Regions from separate parts of the Homo sapiens genome. Here region 1 is linked to region 2. A link is a contact called in ENCODE Hi-C or POLR2A ChIA-PET data. All regions are on one chromosome and are shown on one strand. The core of a region is the stretch at or near the end of the contact, and the rest is flanking DNA. Distances in the headings are between cores, read along the strand shown.

The links. Hi-C counts contacts between places; a loop is a spot of excess contacts on that map. ChIA-PET counts read pairs that join two places held with the same protein, here RNA polymerase II (POLR2A). Pooled maps may share reads with other maps.
Region 1: a loop to region 2 is called in a pooled map, with 2.4 times the contacts of the local background. The contact joins the enhancer-like site here to the promoter of PDSS1 in region 2. A Hi-C loop is called at or near these places in 4 of 50 pooled maps. POLR2A ChIA-PET finds 5 or more read pairs at or near these places in 6 of 52 experiments (BJ, HEK293, MCF 10A and 3 more).

Annotation. Positions count from the first base shown.
Region 1 is chr10:26,779,243-26,782,949 of GRCh38, forward strand. All of the region lies in intron 2 of ABI1 (abl interactor 1), which reads right to left. Among named protein-coding and RNA genes, the nearest start is that of ABI1, 80 kb to the right of the region's middle. RefSeq lists enhancers at 1,568-1,727, 1,838-1,967, 2,548-2,657, 2,774-3,515. Within about 2 kb of position 2,194, at least 9 of the 41 ENCODE cell types and tissues checked have a DNase peak (open chromatin) inside an H3K27ac peak, as active enhancers do; they include PC-3, where a contact is called at or near this core.
Region 2 is chr10:26,696,374-26,699,999 of GRCh38, forward strand. PDSS1 (decaprenyl diphosphate synthase subunit 1) reads left to right here and starts at 1,328. Exons shown (of 12, transcript NM_014317.5): 1 at 1,328-1,467. The coding sequence starts at 1,339. RefSeq lists a silencer at 1,001-1,620 and an enhancer at 1,495-2,383.

The DNA.
Region 1 (3,707 bases), core at 944-3,443, 84 kb after region 2:
TGTATGGTCAACCAGGCAATGAATGATCCTCCACTTTAGTGCCTGTGAATGAGGCTGAAATGAAGAGGAAGTTTCAGGATAAGTACCAGGAAGTAGGCAGATTCAAAGACAACAGCCTGAATGATGCCTTGGTTATTGTCAACACTCCTGCAGATAGGAGGACTTCCTTATCAAGCTGACAGTCAGCCTCAGCAGGTCTGCTTCATGAAATCTTCCAGACTAAGATTTGTCTAGAAGAGGGAGACAGGGGCACATAAGGTTCTGTTTCCTTTGGACGACAGTTACAGAGACATACATCTACACTGAGTTTGAAAGTAAGAAAAGGTGCAACCATTGTAGGCAGAGCCAAACAAATCTTTAGAACTTTGGCTAGTTTGCTTGGAAGAGGAGGGGCATGTAGTTACATTGCTCAGGCATGTAATGGTTGTTAAAGAAGAATGGCATTTTGCTGGCTATCTTAGTGCTCAGCTCCTACCGCAGTCTACCTTGTCAACATTAAATCCTTTCAAGATAACTGGAAAGGGCCTCAGCATTTTCTGGTGGTATAACCGTCCACTACAAGAAACCTTTGAAACTCTCAGGGAAATTTCCCTGAGACAAACTCCCTTGGACACCAACCAGTCTACAGACTCCTACTGTACTAGATTGGGTTTAAAATGCGGATCAAGGTAATTCACTGAAGAATCAGAAACTAGCTCAAAGAATCTAGATAATTCTTGCTGTCAGTCCTGCAGCCTTAGAAAACTCCAGTAGCCCTAGTATTGAAATCAAGCAAGAATTTAAGAGATATAATCTTGACATTATCTTAACAATGGAGCAGTAAAGAGCCTACATTAAGGCAGACTTCTAAAAAATGATGCCATTGTGCAGATCAAGCCCGTCAGCCAAAGGGTATAAAACCCATTTCCCCCATCAGAAAGCAACAAAGCTATAGTTGTTCGATCAAGGTGTTCCCAAACAGAAATGGATACCATCCATAATGATGACCTTTTGTGTGTGTGTAAGACAAGGTCTCGCTCTGTCACCCAGGCTGGAGTGCAGTGGAACAATCACGGCTCACTGCAATCTTCAAATTCTTGCACTCAAGCAATCCTCTGACCTCAGCCTCCTGAGCAGCTGGGATAACAGGTGTATCCCACCATGCCAGGCTAATTTTTTAAATATAATATTTAGTAGAGACGAGGTCTCACGATGTTGCCCAGGCTGGTCTCGAACTCCTGGGCTCAAGCAATAACGATCTTGCACAGAATACAGGGTTTTGGTAGCACCAAAATTACTGCAGGTTTATTGGACTGATCAGCACACAGCTATAGCACCACTCAAAACTGAAAGCAAATGTCTCTTGTTCACTGGTGCAAAGCTACTCTCTCCCAGCCTCCCTCATCCCTCAACCTCAGCTGCTTTATGAAGAAAGATGATTAGGAGTGGGGCCAAGTTCTCCAAGTTCCCAAAGGAGACTAAAGACCACACACACCTGGGTAGGCTACATAACTTTGGGGAGAGCACAGACTCAACATTTTATGGCTCTGTTGGATACAGGAGCCCAAGGCACCTTCATACCCATCCTGTGGAAGAATAAGTTACCAGCTTCCAACTGCTGAGGTCTGGGTAGGGTTCAAAGTAGGGAAGGGAAGCTACTGTGACCTTTTGGGTGGGGCTCTTTGGACCATTCAATGTACTACTGTTTGTAGCTTCCACTTCTGAGTGTATAGTGGTATTGATATTTTACAGGCCTGAACTGTGAGGGCTCATAAGCTCCAGGGAGATTATGCTCACTGCGAATAGCCCATGTAGAAAGGCATTAGTAGGTTTGGGGCCCCACAATCCTTATGACCTGTTTGAGTACAAGTCTGTGCACAGATGACTTTCCTGACTAGACCCTCTGGCAAGAGGAACAACCTCTTCAGGTGACTCTTGGGTTTGGATTCAATGCCTCCCTGACGTAGCTACTAGGTATGCCTCTTTTGAAAAGATTCCCATTTGGGAATGAGTCAACTCAAATGCAATGACTAATAAGGTGGGAAAGGCCCAACAAGCCTCTGTCATCACATGGAACTGGTAATATTCAAGAATGCAGCCAGTCTGGCCCCTAGGGCATCTCAGCTTTACATGAAAAAGCAGCAGCTTCTCCCTTTGAGAAAGTCTGATCTTACATTCTGCCACCTAAACCAAATCTGCTAGCTCAGTGAGGCCCTTGATTCACAGAGGTTCCCTAAATGCCTGGGCCTGTTTCACTGATGATTCAACTAAGCTGAGACGCTGTGGTGCCTAGTGGGCTGTAAACTCCAGTGCCCATGATACAGAACTGAAAATGGGTGTGGTTGCTTTGTTCCACGGGCAAAACTCAAGGACATTCTCACAGATCTGGCCAATATTCCCCTTGAAAACCTTGTTATATTTTTACTGACTATCAGGCTATTACCAACTGCCTAGGTATTTAGTCAGCCACTTGGAAAACTACAGAATGACATATTTAAGACTGTCCAAAAACCATGGAGATCAATTGTAGTTGCTGATCAAACCATCTGGGTCACTAATATAGATGTTTACAGTAAGGGTCCATTGTCTGATGAGACCAATTATAATCAAGCCACTGATCAAGCTGCACGGTTAAGACTGCTACCACTGCTGCTGGATCCATCATCATACCAGACACAGCAACATATCTATCATCATAGAGTGGATACAAAGTAAAAGACTCTATGTTCCTGATGCAGAGGCTGCCACCTCATCCTAGACTTATGAGTCCTGGAAAAGGACTCATTTGTCTCATGGTGAGAGGAACCACATCACATGCTACTGGCAGATTGGTTGCATCAGACAACCTTCTTCAGGCTATCAGTGGGGTCTCACTGCTGATGACACTTTTCCAGGGTCTGGTACTGCTATTCCAGTTCAATCAGCTGACTCCAGCCACAGTACCGTGGTCCTTGACACTAATCTGTGTCCTATTTTTACTTTCCACATCATTTGCAATCTGACAATAGGTACACCTTTTATCACAAAAGTCACTCAACAATGAGCTGTTAGTCAAGGTAGGTGACAGTCTACCATCCACAGCATCTTATATCGCTTAGTACTGCAACAGCCTTATCAAAAATCAGCTCAAAAAACCTCAACAACAACAAAAAAAAAAACCCGACTCAAAAATGGGCAAAAGACTTGACTAGACATTTCTCCAAAGAAGACAGGCAAATAGAGGCCAGGCACAGTGGCTCACGCCTGTAATCCCAACACTTTGGGAGGCCGAGGCGGGCAGATCACAAGGTCAGGAGATGGAGACCATCCTGGCCAACATGGTGAAACCCCATCTCTACCAAAAATACAAACATTAGCTGGGCATGGTGGTGTGTGCCTGTAGTCCCAGCTACTCGGGAGGCTGAGGCAGGAGAAACGCTTGAACCAGGGAGTCAGAGGCTGCAGTGAGCTGAGATTATGCCACTGCACTCCAGCCTGGCGACAGAGTGAGACTCTGTCTCAAAAAAAAAAAAAAAAGACAGGCAAATGGCCAATAAGCACATGAAAAGACACTCAATACCACTTATCATTAGGGCAATGCAAATCAAAACCACAATGTGACACAACCTCACATCCATAATGATGGTTACTATCAAAAAAATCAGGATGTGGAGAAACTGGAGCCCTTGTGCACTTGCAGTCACTCTGAAACATAGTATAGTGATTCCTCACAAAATTAAAAACAGAAT
Region 2 (3,626 bases), core at 78-2,577:
GGATCAAGTACAACCCAAGTGCTTACTGCTACACTCTACTTGGCAAATTCCACCTTATGAATGTTTCTTAATATATAAACCTAATCTAAACCAAGATAAGCTACAGGTGCATATTAACAATCTTTACTCATAAAGCTTTGCATATTTTTACATACTATTCTTCAAGATGGAAAAAACACCATCAAACTGGCTTATTTTCATAGATGTCTTTATATAGTCTATGATGTCTTCATTCCATAAAAAATCCACACGATTAAATATGAAATTAATGTACCCAGCTATGAGGCTACCGCATTCTTTAACCCAAGAACAAGAAAATACATGAATCAGAGAACTGCAATTACCTACTTGCTGGTCTATTTCCTCATTAGAGTGAATTTTTTGAGGACTAAATTGCATTTCTCTATCTCTAATGCTTACCCCCTATCTCACTGGCTCTGTGTGTTTGAGTGCATGCGCTGAATGTTTATATCACTTAATTTCTGTTCGGAACACGCTGTCTCTTAGCACCAGTAGATCTGGCCTTAGAGCTAAGGAAAGAAGGCCTTTCTAACCCATAAGGGGTACTAATCCTGTACAGACTCCAATATCTCCCGGGCTGGGTACACGCAGGTTCACACCCAGGTGTGAGCAAGATTGCCAAACTATACCTATAAGGCGTTTGGAGGGGAGAGTCCAAAAGTCACGAGACCCGGCTAATTTAGCTACTATTTCACAACAACCCTGATCGTGGTCGGACTTGTTTCTAGGAAGATGCGATGGGCTGGAACTTCCTTCAAGAACAGATTGCAAAAGGCAGCCGACCAGGGCGTGTCAGGTCACTGCCAAGGGAAGCAGCAGCGGAAACCGTCGCCTCCGGCTTAGGCTGCGGAGCGGGAACCCCATTCTCTGAGTTATGTTTCTGCCTAAACACGCAGAACAAAAGAGTTCGTGGCTGCAAGGGTGGCGCGCGGTAGTATTTCTTGCTAATAAAAGGTCCCCACAGGGACATTTTTGCTATGACTGCAGGCGTGGCCAGTCTCCCTGCACAGCTTCCGGGAAGAGGTGGGGATAGGAGGCTCGCCCCGGGGAAGGTTACGCTCGGGGTCCCCAGACCAGGTCTCCGCACGCCCCTGCCCCGTCGCCTCCCGGGAGCGGCTGCAGTCCCCGTTGGCTGCAGACGGGCAGACACCCGAAGTGTCCGCGCCGGCAGCCGGACCGCAAGCGAGGAAGAGCGAACCGCGCTCCCGGGCCTGGCCGAAGCGCTTCCTGTGCCAGGTTTCCGGCTCCGGGTCCCGGGAGGAGGATCGCGGGCCAGAGGCGGAGCCGCCGCCCTGCCGCGACTTTCAGACTCCGACCATGGCCTCGCGCTGGTGGCGGTGGCGGCGCGGCTGCTCCTGGAAGCCGGCGGCGCGGAGCCCCGGGCCCGGCTCCCCCGGCCGTGCGGGACCGTTGGGGCCGAGCGCCGCTGCCGAAGTCCGCGCGCAGGTGAGGTTGGGAGGCGCGCGCCCGGCGGGGCTCAGAGGTCACGGCTCCAATGACAGCAGTGGGCGGAATGAATGGGAGCGGGGAGCACGTGCGTCGCGACGCGGGGGCGCGCGGGGTAGCTCCGGGGTAGCTCCGGGGTGGGACTCCGGAGCTGAGGGGTGCTCGCGGTGGGACGGAGCCGCGCGTTGGACTGAAGTAGGGGCGCCCTACACGGGGTTGCAGAAAGCGGTGTCCTGGGGACCCCGGGAGCGTTTTGGGGGGTGGAGAAAGCGGTGGGATCCGTGTCCTGGGGGAAGCGCAGGAGCGATCAGATTGACCGCTGCTATATGGACAAGGTTAAGCCTGGAGAGCGACTGCAGCTATTTACTTTGGAGTTAGAGGAAGACAGATCTTGCCTGAAATTTTAGAGCCAAAGTGCTCAGAGCTCTCTCCGAGAAACGGAGGATCGAATCGGCCTCGGAATAGTCCGAAAAGGTCTTGTGGAGAATGCAGGGCTGGTGCTAGGGTGGACCGGACCTTAGTTGTCCAGCAGTGGCCTCGGGAGGAGAGCACACCTGGATGGGGCTGGAATGACACTGGAAGGAGAAAGGCCCGAGGCCGTCAGGAGGAGAGAAACCCTGGAGTCATCTAAAGTCAGAATCTCAGCGATAGCCCATTCTTTCAGGGTCTCCTCTGCTGCCTTTGGGTTCCGATCTCCTTTTTCTCCCTTTCTGGTCAGTTTAGCCCCTGTAAATGGACACTGTGAGCCCTTCTGCGCTTTGTAATGATTCTCAGTGTGCCATGGGGTAGGCCCATGCTATTAGCATAACCGTGCAAAATCTATGGACTCACTGTTACTTAAGTTTATTTGAATTTAGTACTCTTTTAATTCAGATTTGGTATACTTTATGTGTCCGTGTTCTCATCAAACATCATTTCCCAGTATGAAATATATAACACTTATAAATATCTACTTTGTACCAAAGTAGATGCGTATCACAAATTATCCAAAACAAGGCTTGGGCCAGGCACAGTGGCTCACACCTGTAATCCCAGCACTTTGGGAGGCTGAGGTGGGAGAATCGGTTGAGGCCAGGAGTTTGGGACCAGCCTAGGCAACATAGCAAGACTCTGTCTCTATAAAAAATAGAAAAAATTCACCAGGTGGGGTGGTGCATGCCTGTAGTTCTACCTACTCAGGAGCCTGAGGGAGGAGGATTGTTCGATCCCAGGAGTTCAAGATTACAGTGAGCTGTTTATTGTGATAGTGCCAGTGCACTCCAGCCTGGGCAACAGTGTGAGACCCTATCTCTAAAAAATCTAAAGCAAAAAAGACGTTTGGAGACCAAGTGGCAGCTGGGCAACTAGACAATGCTAGAGAGTAAAGAGAACAGAATATGGGGGGTGAGGGGCATGTGGGAGAAGAGGCTTAGAGGAGGAAGGTAGGCTTTGCTGTGATCCATTTCAGGACTGTTCTCTCCAGACTTCAGATATTTCTAGTTCCACAGAAGAAGCCAGTATTTGAAGAGATGGGTGCATCCACCCTCTTATGCCACTACATGCTTCTTCTTCTTCTTCTTTTTTTTTTTTTTTGACACAGAGTCTCACTCTGTCGCCCAGGCTGGAGTGCAGTGGCGGAATCTCGGCTCACTGCAAACTCCACCTCCCAGGTTCAAGCGATTCTCCTGCTGCAGACTCCCAAGTAGCTGGGATTACAGGCGTACACCACGACCCCCAGCTAATTTTTGTATTTTTAGTAGAGACGGCATTTCACCATGTTGCCCAGGCTGGTCTGGAACTCCTGACCTCAAGTGATCCACCCCCTCCTCGGCCTCCCAAAGTGCGGGGATTACAGGTGTGAGCCACCACGCCTGGCCTGACACTTCTTTTTAAAAAAGTTTCTTGCCCACCAAGCAACCTTAGCCAGGGAAAGTGTGCTTTTCTGGAGAGAATATGCTTTATGGCCTCCCCGTCTGCATGACGACAAGGAGGAATTCTGTGGACTCATGATGCCAAGATCATGTATTTCTGATGTGTGTGTCAGTGATGCCTTTCACTATATGTTAATATGTTAGCATTCTGGTGTCTGCCTCAGGCATGTGTATTTTGGTTACTTCAAGTCTCTTAGGGCCTGATAGTCCTTGGGGACACAGAACTACAATAACTAAGCCACAGGGACA